Regions from separate parts of the Homo sapiens genome. Here all the other regions are linked to region 4. Evidence: chromatin contacts called from ENCODE Hi-C or POLR2A ChIA-PET data. All regions are on one chromosome and are shown on one strand. The core of a region is the stretch at or near the end of the contact, and the rest is flanking DNA. Distances in the headings are between cores, read along the strand shown. Region 1 has its middle 22 kb from the start of AK3. Region 2 overlaps SLC1A1 (solute carrier family 1 member 1). Region 3 overlaps SLC1A1 (solute carrier family 1 member 1). Region 4 holds the start of PLPP6 (phospholipid phosphatase 6).

The links. Hi-C counts contacts between places; a loop is a spot of excess contacts on that map. ChIA-PET counts read pairs that join two places held with the same protein, here RNA polymerase II (POLR2A). Pooled maps may share reads with other maps.
Region 1: a loop to region 4 is called in a pooled map, with 4 times the contacts of the local background. The contact joins the enhancer-like site here to the promoter of PLPP6 in region 4. A Hi-C loop is called at or near these places in 1 of 168 maps with a recorded cell type or tissue (naive thymus-derived CD4-positive, alpha-beta T cell) and 7 of 50 pooled maps. POLR2A ChIA-PET finds 5 or more read pairs at or near these places in 2 of 52 experiments (OCI-LY7 and activated naive CD4-positive, alpha-beta T cell).
Region 2: a map of endothelial cell of umbilical vein shows a loop between it and region 4 (4-fold over the local background). The contact joins the enhancer-like site here to the promoter of PLPP6 in region 4. A Hi-C loop is called at or near these places in 1 of 168 maps with a recorded cell type or tissue (endothelial cell of umbilical vein) and 5 of 50 pooled maps. POLR2A ChIA-PET finds 5 or more read pairs at or near these places in 3 of 52 experiments (BJ, CD4-positive, alpha-beta T cell and naive thymus-derived CD8-positive, alpha-beta T cell).
Region 3: a pooled map shows a loop between it and region 4 (2.2-fold over the local background). The contact joins the enhancer-like site here to the promoter of PLPP6 in region 4. A Hi-C loop is called at or near these places in 2 of 50 pooled maps. POLR2A ChIA-PET finds 5 or more read pairs at or near these places in 2 of 52 experiments (activated T-cell and naive thymus-derived CD8-positive, alpha-beta T cell).

What each region holds. Positions count from the first base shown.
Region 1 is chr9:4,762,028-4,764,766 of GRCh38, reverse strand. No RefSeq gene overlaps it. Among named protein-coding and RNA genes, the nearest start is that of AK3, 22 kb to the right of the region's middle. RefSeq lists an enhancer at 900-1,838. Within about 2 kb of position 1,416, at least 21 of the 41 ENCODE cell types and tissues checked have a DNase peak (open chromatin) inside an H3K27ac peak, as active enhancers do.
Region 2 is chr9:4,554,145-4,556,844 of GRCh38, reverse strand. All of the region lies in intron 2 of SLC1A1 (solute carrier family 1 member 1), which reads right to left. Among named protein-coding and RNA genes, the nearest start is that of SLC1A1, 65 kb to the right of the region's middle. Within about 2 kb of position 1,290, at least 3 of the 41 ENCODE cell types and tissues checked have a DNase peak (open chromatin) inside an H3K27ac peak, as active enhancers do; they include endothelial cell of umbilical vein, where a contact is called at or near this core.
Region 3 is chr9:4,572,908-4,575,654 of GRCh38, reverse strand. It overlaps SLC1A1 (solute carrier family 1 member 1), which reads right to left. Exons shown (of 12, transcript NM_004170.6): 8 at 1,641-1,748. Among named protein-coding and RNA genes, the nearest start is that of SLC1A1, 84 kb to the right of the region's middle. Within about 2 kb of position 1,483, at least 4 of the 41 ENCODE cell types and tissues checked have a DNase peak (open chromatin) inside an H3K27ac peak, as active enhancers do.
Region 4 is chr9:4,660,969-4,663,941 of GRCh38, reverse strand. It overlaps PLPP6 (phospholipid phosphatase 6), which reads right to left and starts at 1,648. Exons shown (of 1, transcript NM_203453.5): 1 at 1-1,648. The coding sequence starts at 1,566. The coding sequence ends at 679. It overlaps SPATA6L (spermatogenesis associated 6 like), which reads left to right. Exons shown (of 12, transcript NM_001353486.2): 2 at 1,906-2,043. RefSeq lists a silencer at 1,254-1,513.

The DNA.
Region 1 (2,739 bases), core at 167-2,666, 100 kb before region 4:
TATTCTCCTGCTTCAGCCTCCCGATTAGCTGGGATTACAAGCACGTGCCAGCACTCCCAGCTAATTTTTTGTATTTTTAGTAGAGACGGGGTTTCACCATGTTGGCCAGGCTGGTCTCGAACTCCTGACCTCGTGATCTGCCCACCTTGGCCTCCCAAAGTGCTGGGATTACAGGCATGAGCCACCATGCCCAGCCTGACTCCATCTCTATTTTTTAAAAATAAAATAAATAGAAACCAGTATTGGGCATCATTGATCTCAGGCCCTCTCAGGGCACAGAAGTAGGGAATATAAGGATGTGTGTACACACATACACAAAATCATACATGCATTTACCCTTATATTTCTCTACATACGTAATAAAATATGGATCTTATTAGTTTGTTTATTGAAAACCATGACTTCATACCAATACTTCTCATTCCAACCTAACACAGTTTTCATTCTAGTTTTCTGTCCATAATTTATTTTTTTGAGATGGGGTCTTGCTCAGTTGCCCAGGCTGTAGTACAGCCTCAATCTCCTGGGCTCAAGTGATTCTCACACCTCAGCCTCTTTCCTTGAGATGGCATACAGGTGCATGCCACCACACCTGGCTAATGTTTTCTTAATTTCTGTGGAGACGGGATCTCGCTATGTTGACCAGGCTGGTCTCAAACTCCTGGCCTCAAACAATCCTTCTGCCTCAGCCTCTTAATGTGGTGGGATTACAGGAATGATTTGTTAACTGTCTTCTCCAACAGCGAGAAACTTTGCTCCCATTATCCTTAATATTGTACATTTACATACATGTCCTTGGAGATACCTTTCTCTCCCCACTGGGACTCCAACACCCTGTGGCAGACTGCCTCTCTGCCGGGACACCCCTCACCACAATTGGGTTCTGACACTCTGGCCTGGACTTGCCCCTGAATGTATGCTTTCTGATCCTGGTCAGGTTCCGGCCACCACAGCTCACCTCCACCCCACTCATAGCTGCCTATCTTGCTCGACCCTGCACCTGATGACTTTTGCACCTGATTTTTCAAGGAAGGAAAAGAGGAACTATATAGCTTTTCTCTTATTACTTTTAAGCACTTCCATTTCATTTATACTTGGTCATTCAGAAATTAAGAGTTATTTCTACCATGCACTATTCTTAAACTCTGTGATGCCTTTAAAGAGTGCCTCTTCAGTGAGACTGGGTCTATGCTGAGAGTAGAGGTCCTGCCTCCTCCCCCTTTTTCCTGTCCACCACATTCCTCTGTCTGCCCAGAGTAGGGAAGGCTGCAAACCCTCCCCCCGCCTTCCTCCTAGGAGGTCGCTGCCTGAAAGCTCTGTCCTGCCCGGAGGAAACCAGCTCAGCCTCCAGCTCTGGCCTGGCCTGATAGTCTGCCAGTAGCCAGGCCAGCTCTATCAGTTCTGTGCACGGGGATGCCCTGCGCGGAGGGGAGGGAGGAGGGGGAGAAAGAGTTGCCCGTGGGGCCTCAGGCCTTTGCTGTGCCTCAGTTCCCACACCTCAGAAGAATAAAGTACTCAACCCAGAAGAAAGACTCGGGCTTCCAGACTTTGGTTTGTGAGAGCAACGACATTCAAGGGTTACTCACGTAGACATTTAACAACCCGTAAAGGGAACTGGATGACAGAAATTACAGGATGGCTCCACCCTCGCGAAATGACATATTCATTTGAATGCTTGGGTAATTTCACAACAGGCAGTGCTGGTGGGGAGCAGGTTTTCCTCACTGAAGATGGAAATAAGGGTAATTGCTAATTTCCTTCCCCTGACCTTCATGACCTGCCCAGCTGTCTGCTGCCACCAGCCTCCTTCCACGGCTTTTCTTGTCTAAGGCTTCATGCCTTAAGAAATCAATTTACTCAGCTTTGTTCTGGGCCAGGTGAGAAAAAAAAATCAATGTATTCATACAAGTGGGACAATTGCAAACAAACGGAGTAAGAAAAAATAAATTCAGTTATGTAGTATTTGAGGCTTGAATTCGAGTAAATCAACCAAACTTCCTCCTCGCTTCAGGTAAAAGCATTTGTTGTTGACACAGCGCCACCTGATGGCAACTGGAATCTTGGCAGGAAATAGTCACCTGTCATTCCAACGTTATGCTGCTCATTTCACCTTTTTGTGTGTGTGTGTGTGTGATGGAGTCTCGCTCTGTCGCCAAGGCTGGAGTGCAGTGGCATGATCTCGGCTCCCTGCAACCACCGCCTCCCGGGTTCAAGCGAGTCTCCTGCCTCAGGTTCCTGAGTATCTGGGACTACAGGCGTGTGCCACCACGCCCAGCTAATTTTTTGTATTTATAGTAGAGACGGGGTTTCACCGTGTTAGCCAGGGTGGTCTCGGTCTCCTGACCTCGTGGTCTGCCCGCTTCAGCCTCCCAAAGTGCTGAAATTACAAGCGTGAGCCACCGTGCCCAGCCATCATTTCACACTTTTTTATTTTTAAATTTCAGTTCCCTTTCAAGCTCTAGACTCTTTCATTCAGAGTCCATTCTCTGTGTGCTTATGGTAGATGCTAAAGGTCTAAGAAAATATGACCACTTCCTGTCTAGTGTGGTGGCTCTCAAACTTGACCTTGCTCAGTTGCTCAGGCTGGAGTGCAGTGGTGCAATCTCGGTTCACTGCAGCCTTGACCTCGTGGGCTCAGGTAATCCTCCTGCCTCAGCCTCCCAGGTAGTTGGGACCACAGGCGGGAGCCACTATGCCTGGCTAATTTTTGTTTTGTTTTTGTTTCGTAGAGACAGGGTT
Region 2 (2,700 bases), core at 41-2,540, 110 kb after region 4:
GGTTATATAGTAAATGATACATGTGTTTTTTTACATAAAAAGAGTAAGATTTTCTCCCCCAACTCACCACCACCAAATAAAAACAGCTTTTGCTGCCTTGGGGACGATATTGTCTTGGTGAGAACTTGTGGTCTAGCGCAATGAATGTTGACTGTGAGAATGAGAATCCAGGCATTAGACTCTTAACTGGCGTTGACGTCGAAGATCAGGCCCAACTTAGTCCCAAACAAGTAAAACCTCATTTGCCCTTTAGTTCTGAGTTTTTATTCTCAATGGACCCCCGGGTTTCTTGCTCTCAGGCCATCTTTGGTGGCTGGCGAGGTCTGAAGGACCCCCTCTCTTTACAGTTCACTATCAGAACTCGTTTCTCCTGGGAGTTGAAAGCTGTCCTATAGGGGGTGATAAATGAGAATGAACTAAGCAGGTGTGATGGCATCTGCACAGAAATCAACAGTGAGTATTTAAAATGTTTATAGTAATTGGACAGTAACTTTATTTCTGTTGAATGTAATAATAAAAGATAGGGGCGGGGCGTAGTGGCTCACGCCGGTAATCCCAGCACTTTGGGAGGCCCAGGCAGGTGGATCACCTGAGGTCAGGAGTTTGAGACCAGCCTGGCCAACATGGTGAAACCCCATCTCTACTTAAAAAAACAAAAAAACAAAAACAAAACCACACACACACACAAATTTGCTGGGTGTGATGGTGTGCACCTGCAATCCCAGCTACTCAGGAGGCTGAGGCAGGAGAATCTCTTGAACCTGGGAGGTGGAGGTTGCAGTGAGCCGATATCATGCCACTGCACTTCAGCCTGGGCAACAGGAGTGAAACTCCATCTCAAAAAAAAAAAAAAATAGGGCTAGTATTTTGTATGTCTATTTTTAATATAACTTTTCTAGTAATTTGCTCTAACTATAGTTTACGAAGGTTATTGATCTGTAACAGATCAGAAATTTTAACAACTGGATTTGCTCCATCCAGTTTAAAAACTAGATGTTTTGTGAAGCCCTGGTGCGGAGACCAGTTACTGTGGGCTTTCAGAGGAGCCTGAACTGTCACCAGATTGAGATGAGCAGGAGAGGCTTGATGGAACAGGTGGCACCTGAATTGGGCAGAAAAAGAAGAGCACGATTCCAGTTCCCTGTGAACCCAGGGTTATCCATTAGAACCTGGGACAGTTTTGAGGCTCGGCTGTGGCCTAGAAACAGGGATAAAATCCCCGGTTGTCCTTGGAAGTCAGGGGCACCTGCTAGCTCTTTATTTTAGGTAAAGGCATTTATTTGCTTTTTTCACCTCAGGAGAAGGCTCTGATGAGCAAGGGTGTTGGCTCCCAGCCAAAGCAGTAATCATCTGAACTTTTTACAAAAACACTCCAAAGGAAGCAGTTGCCTGGCTAAACAATAGCATGTTTTAAAAATAAACATCTGAGGGCAAAAGACTCCTCCTAGAGCTCTCTGATTAAGCAACCACCCACTGAGAACAAAGCTTTCGTGACAATCTCTCCACATTGCTGTTAAGGTATCAAAATTCAACCCCTTATTGGAAGTTCTTTTAGGTCTGACATTTGGTGGTGTTATGCCATTATAAGTGGACACCACATCCAAGAAACTCATTGTTGCATAGGAGTTAAAACTCGCCATGTGGATGACTCCTGTCTCTGTCACCGGCAGAGAGGCCACCTGTGCAGAGAGAAGGCATGGGCTTTGGTGGGACAGACTGGGCTCAAATCCCAGCCTCCTCCCAGACTCAGCTTCTCCATCTATAAATTGGAGGATCTGAAATGCCTCTATCGCCTTTAGGTTAATTGTGAGGAACAAAGTGAACAACCTCAGCTTGCGTAGCTGTTGTGAGGATTAGAAATAATGTCTATAACAGGCCTAGTACAGTGCCCAGAACACAGTGTGTTCTTAGTAAATAGCCTGCATGATTACTGAATAAATGATAAAGATGATGTGCATCACTGAGCAGATGGAAGGTATTCAACAAGCATTAACTGATTCATTCATTCCCTCCCTCATTCATTCCTTCATTACACGGTCACTAAAGAGATCCTTTAAAAACATAAATCAGGTGATTTTATACATCAGGATAACCCTTCAATGGCACTGAAGATAAAAAGAAAAAATCCTTACCTTGGCCAACAGGCCTTGCAGGGGAGGCACCTGCCTGCCTCTCCAGCCCCTCTTTGTGCCATCTTCCTGTCTCATCCCCTCCTCCAGCCTCTTCTGGAACAGACCAAGCTCCTTCCCACCCCAAGGCCTTTGCACAGGCTCTTCCCTCTGCCTGGAGTGCTCTTCCTCACTCTTCATTTGGCTTTTAAGTCCTTTCCTCAGAATCCTTCCCTGATTATCCACCCTAAACCAGGGTGTCCTGATTTCCTTGCTTGGCATCCTGTGCATATCATATCTCAACAATTTTTATCATTGGTTCATTATTTTATATCTCTTTCTTGCTAGGTTTTAAGCTCCATGAAGGCAGGAGACCTAGCTATCTGCTTGTTCACGAATGTATACTCAGTGCCCAGCACATAGGAGATGCTCAGTAAACATGCTGATTGAATGACTAACAGGTATTTAAGTATGGCTGACTGCCCTGGATCCCTCTCCCAGGCTCTGGCCCCTTGGCAGCAGAGTGTTGCCAGAACAAAACTTGCCAGTTCCAGCTGCTGCCCTTATGATCTGTGTGATCTTGAAAAAGTGG
Region 3 (2,747 bases), core at 234-2,733, 88 kb after region 4:
TCCTCTTAAGACTCAGATAGGCATCCCCCTTCCTCCAGGAAGCCTTCCCTCACTTCCTCAGGTAGGGCTGAGCCTTCCTTCCTTGGCACCCTGTATGTCACCACTACCTTATACCTCATTATACCCCTTATCACAGCGCTCAGTCCTCACCCACTCCATTCCCTGCACCAAGCTGCTGTCTTGCTGGTGGCGCCCACTGTCTAAGAGGGAAGTCAGAGTTACAGTAAGGAAAAAAGTCTCAGCTCTTCCACAGCCATACTTTAGGATTATTTCTTTCTTTGTTATTCCTGCCTTCTCAAACTGTTCATTGTTTCACATGGAAATACACAGGTTACATGAACTAGGAGGCTTAAGAAATGAGACTCATTTCACAGATAGATATATATGTAACTGGCAGCTTAGAGTTTACAGATCAGTTATGTGTGTTTGAAATAGGAAATGGCCATCAAAAATATAGATCCTGGAGTTCTGGCGAGAGGATCTTCTTGATAGAGAGCTTGTAGCTAAAAACCATGAGGAACTGACTTTTAGTTTCCTGTTAGACACCTAGCTGGGGTAAGAGAATAGAAACCAGCAGAACTCGGTTATGAAATGGCTCAGCTCATACACCCCAGCCACGTCACTGCTGAGACACGATCCCTGGCACTGCCTGTTTCAGCAGCCCTACAGCAGGGTGGCCTCCAGTGAATTGGAGGTCCCACCTCCCTTAGCGCCAGGGGCCTCACACTGTAGGGACCAAATCTGCCTCTGTGTTGGCTGGCAGGGCTGTGTTTTTGGCAAACACAGATTAAGAACCAAATGCGCTGTGTTGGAAATCTCCAATACGATCAAGTTCCAATAGGTGAGTTCATTGCTCAAGTTGGGTGTTTGTAGGTATTGACTTGTGAGAGTCAAATCAATGATATTTATTTATTCCCTTAGTCTGTATTTCTTAGGGTATGTGACATATTCTGCCCCTGTCTAGGTGTCCAGGGGCACCATTCATAACTTATCCCACCTCATCTTTTCTCAAGGAAACAGTAGCTAGGCTGTAATAAATATGGAAACTACCCAACCCCTGCTGCCTTCCTGTTTAATGGCTTCCAAAAAGGCCCACACAATTCCTCCCAGCCTCAAGATTCTCCTGGCACCCTCTCTGACACTCTGATGCTGCAGGACATGGTGGTGGTTAACAGCCCCAGCAACAGTGTTTGAACCAACAGCCATCCTGCTCCTACTTGCTCAAGTCTGATTTCATTTAGGCCCTTGCTAATTTCTTTCAGGTTCAGGGTACATGGAGGCTATTCTTGCTTGCTTGGCTAGTTTACATTCTTAAGGAAATGAAGGCCAGGAGAGAGCCAAGGGAGGCTACGAGTGGGTTTCTCTCTTGTTGTAAAAAATTATTTTAACATAACCAATAAAGGCAGTGACAAAGCCTGGTCCAGGCTGTTCTGCCAAGAGCTGACAATTAGCACAGCATGATCCACCTACAGTACAGCTGTTAAAGGGCAGCCCTCCTCCCCCTGCTGTCTTATCTCTGAACCCTATCTTTCCCAGCACATAGGGCAGAAGCCAGTTTTAACCAACTGAAACCCAACCTCTCAGCGGCCATCCTATTAGATCAAAGGAGGTTTCTGTCTCTTCTCTTGAGTCTGACATACCCAGTCAGGACTGTGGCCATGTAAAGGCCCAGCTTGCGGAATATTTCCCAGTCTTCAACTTCTATGATCTTCCCAGCAATCAGGAACAAAATACCTAGTGGCATATAACTGGAAAGGAAGCACAACAGAGGCGTGATTCCGTCATCAAGTGCTTTCTCATGCTAGGTTGGTGGGGAAGGAACACTCCAGTGTGGGCACCCTCAGCTTGGCATGCACACTTGGTGGAGCACAGGATGGGAATTGAAGCTAAGAGTTGTTTCAAGTCCTGGGTGAACAATATTGGCTCTAGTTTTTAGTACCTGTGTGCACCTTAAATTCTACCCATCCAAACTACCATAGGGTAGTTTGCAAACTTGGCAAGAACATGTGGTTAGATGGGTGCGCACCTCATGCCGTGTTCCTAGTGCATATATATCCTGCTGATTGTCCTATCTGCAGATCTCACTTGAGCTTGACCCTCACTGCCAAATATGGCTCTTTCTAGCCACGGTCATCTGTTTCCCAGGTATCAGCAATAGAGGCGATAGTATTAGTACTGGAAGTGATCATAATAGCTCTATTTGTGGAGCTATCGTTGTATCTTGCATGAGGGAAAGTATTTTACATGCATCATTTCATTTAATGTACTTCTCCTATCCCTGGGGGTAGCTTTTATTATCCTTTTTAACAGATGATGAAGCTGAGGTTTCTGCAGTATTAAGTGACCTGCCTTGCCATTTTTACTGAACCCTTTACATCACTGTCAGTATCTACACTTTGGATTAAATAATGTTGAACAAATTAAATATGAGGTAAGCGAGACAGATGCATCCTAAGAAAGGTGGACTTTTTGGCATTTTCAGGGAGAGGACAGACACTGAAATGGTGTCACTGGTATGCTCACGGATGGTAGCTTTCATTCAGATGGGTTAGTGCCCATGCAGTGCCAGTTATAAATATTTTGAAACTCACTTTTGCATGGGGTGCAATAGGGAAAGCACTTTGTGTTCTCATGTACAGTGAAATCCTTCAAATCATTTTTTAAAGAATTACTTCTTACACGAAGGCTGGTTGAGTGCAAGATGATCTCCCAAGGCTTTGAGGGAAAAGACAATGGTTGATAGCTAG
Region 4 (2,973 bases), core at 399-2,898:
GAGGGATGGAGGGAGAGGAGAGAAAGACAAGTATTATAATCTCTTTTCCCACTACCCGATCCACAAATATGGATAGAGATAATAAATTATAGAGATAATAAAGTAAAAAAGCTTACCAAGAAAATCAGGATTAAGAAGAAATCTCCCAACTGTGGCAACAGATCTTCAGGGAATAAACTAGAAAAACCTATGTCTTGGACTTTAAAAATACTGTTTAAAATCTACCTCAGGAAAAGGACTAGGATTAGTACATGACCTGTCTGCATGTATATTTACAGAATGAACATCATGTTTCTTTCTCGAAGTTCAGTTTACAAGTGGTATGTTGATTTAGGGATTATCACAAAACACAAATCTTACTGATACCAACTTTTAACAGCAACAGTATAACCACCTCAGCTTGTTTTCTTTGCAGTTGTCCTGGAAACATAAACAGTTGTTGAATAAATATACAATAGAGGATTTTTTGGGTTTTTTTGCTTTCCCTAATATGGCTGTGTTCAGTAATGGCCAGTGTGTGCTCCAGCCTAGCAGCACATCAAGATCATGGGACACCTGAAATCCCAAAGGAAGCCTGAAATGCCTAAGAGGGACAAGCGGGATGGCTGCTGGTTTAGGTTGACATCATCGAATGTGGAAACCTTCAGACTTCCTGGTGCCATAATCAATGAGATGGTGTCATCGTTGACTCCACAGTAAAAAGAGGACCGGAGCATTATGGGGTGAGAGCCAGCAATAGTCCACGATGCTGTACTGCATGTAGCCCAGAAAAAAGCCAAAAGCTACGTCGGTGACATTGTGCCGCCCCAGCATGACCCTGGATAGGCCCAAGACGAAGGCCCACAGAACCACCAGCACCCTCAGTGGAATGGCCAGCACCAGGTGGTTCAGGATGAACCTCGACATCAGGGCGGCCCTTGTGGCATGGCCCGAGGGGAAGGAGTACTTGTCCACCGAGAGAGTGACAAACATGTCCATCTGGTTGTGGGCCGGGCGGCGCCTGCGGACCAGCCCTTTGATCAAGGCCACCAGCAGCAGGTCCAACAGCAGGGCGAAGAGCAGGTTCATCAGCACCTCGCGCCCGGCCCAGCTGTCGCTCCTGCACAGGCAGTAGAGGGTGCCCAGCAGCCAGGGGATGCCGTGTCCCGAGATCTCCAGCAGCTTCATAAGGGGTCGCACGCTGCCCCACGACGAGCTCTCTCCCGCGCACACCCCCAGCTTCTTGGACAGCCACAGGTCGATGGCCAGCAGGGAGCGCAGGGCGATGCCCAGGAAGGACGGGTTCAAGTCCATGCGGTCCTCCTCGGGCAGCGGAGGCGCGGGCGACTGCGAGGGGCCCGCCGCGGCCAGGGGGAAGGAGCCGCGGCGGTGAACTGGGCTCTCCGATGCACGGAGCCGGGCGCAGGTGGGGTCCACGGCCGTGGCGCGGCTGCTGAGCAGGGACTGGAACTCAAACCTGCTGCCGCCGCCACCGCCGCCATGGGCTGGGCTGCCGGGGCTGCTGCTGCTGCTCGAAGCGGAGACGCCCAGCGGCCGTCCCTCCATGCTCCTCCGGGGACTTGGCATCGCAGCTGGCGGCCCGGATCCCGGGACCTGGCCGGACCAAACAGAGGCTTCCCGGCCCTGCAGCCTCTTCCGCTTCCGCACTACCATCCCGGAGGGGCGGGGAGAGGAGCCGGCGAGAGCGCGATTGTGACACCTGGTGGAGACGTGGGAGGGAGTTGGAATTTCCAATGTGAGGAGAGCAGAGGGGAGGATGTTGGCGTTGGGAGGTACAGGTGAGGGAGTGAGGTGATGGGGAAAATGTCAGTGTCTGTAGGAGCTTAAGAGAAATAGAGCCCCGTGTAACAAAACAAAGCAAAGTCTGTTTTCTCTCCCTTGTTTGTTGTTTTCTTTCTTTTTAAGATTTCTTGCCCAGGAGTGTTCCTGCCTGGCAAACAAGATGTGTACCTCGGGGTCTACCTCATGAATCAGTACCTGGAGACCAACAGCTTTCCCTCTGCGTTCCCCATTATGATTCAGGAGAGCATGAGATTTGAAAAGGTGATCTTGACTTTCTCATTGGCTTTTGTTGTCTGAAGATAACCTGAGAGTTCTTATAAAGAACAGAGTTCTTACAGCATTATTTGGTAAATTTCATTTTTAAAAAAATTATCCGAAAGCACTTCAGCACAATGCAAAACCGCAGTCGGAACACTTGCTTTTGTAATGCAGGTCTGAGCCAAGTTCTGTCAATCTAGTGCTAAATACCCTGGTTGATGTTTCCTATTCTTGGAACTCCCATGGCATTTTTTTAACTGGAGCAAAGAGAGCATTTCTGAATGTTTTTGGAGGTGTTAGAGGTAATTGCATTACATTTACGAAAGGGATTATTAATAAACTGTGGACCTTAGAAAAAACTGTGTTAGACCAAGAAAAATAGCGAAAAAAAAATAATGAAATTAGTTAAATCCTGTAACTAAAATCCTGTAACAAAAAGGCTGTTCAGATTTACTGTTTCCTCAGATCATACCTAGATTATTTAGCTACAGTGATAAAGGCTAGATTCCATTCTGGTGAATAACATGGTGATATAAATAGTCAAAACATTACCAGCCTTCTTCACACTAAACTATTCATAGAATATTGATGTTATTACTATGTCATCACTGACAATCTCTTAACATTTTTGTTTTGGAATTTGGAGATGGAATCAATTTTAACCTTAATAAGTCTAATGATTTTGCCCCAAACAATGTCATTGAGGGAGATCTGGGGAGAAGGAAGGCTACAGAGTAGAGCATGTCACATTTTTTTAAAAAAATTATACTTTAAGTTCTAGGGTACATATGCACAACGTGCTGGTTTGTTATATATGTATACATGTGCCATGTTGGTGTGCTGCACCCATTAACTCATTCCCCCCACCCCACGACAGGCCCCTGTGTGTGATGTTCCCCACCCTGTGTCCAAGTGTTGTCATTGTTCAATTCC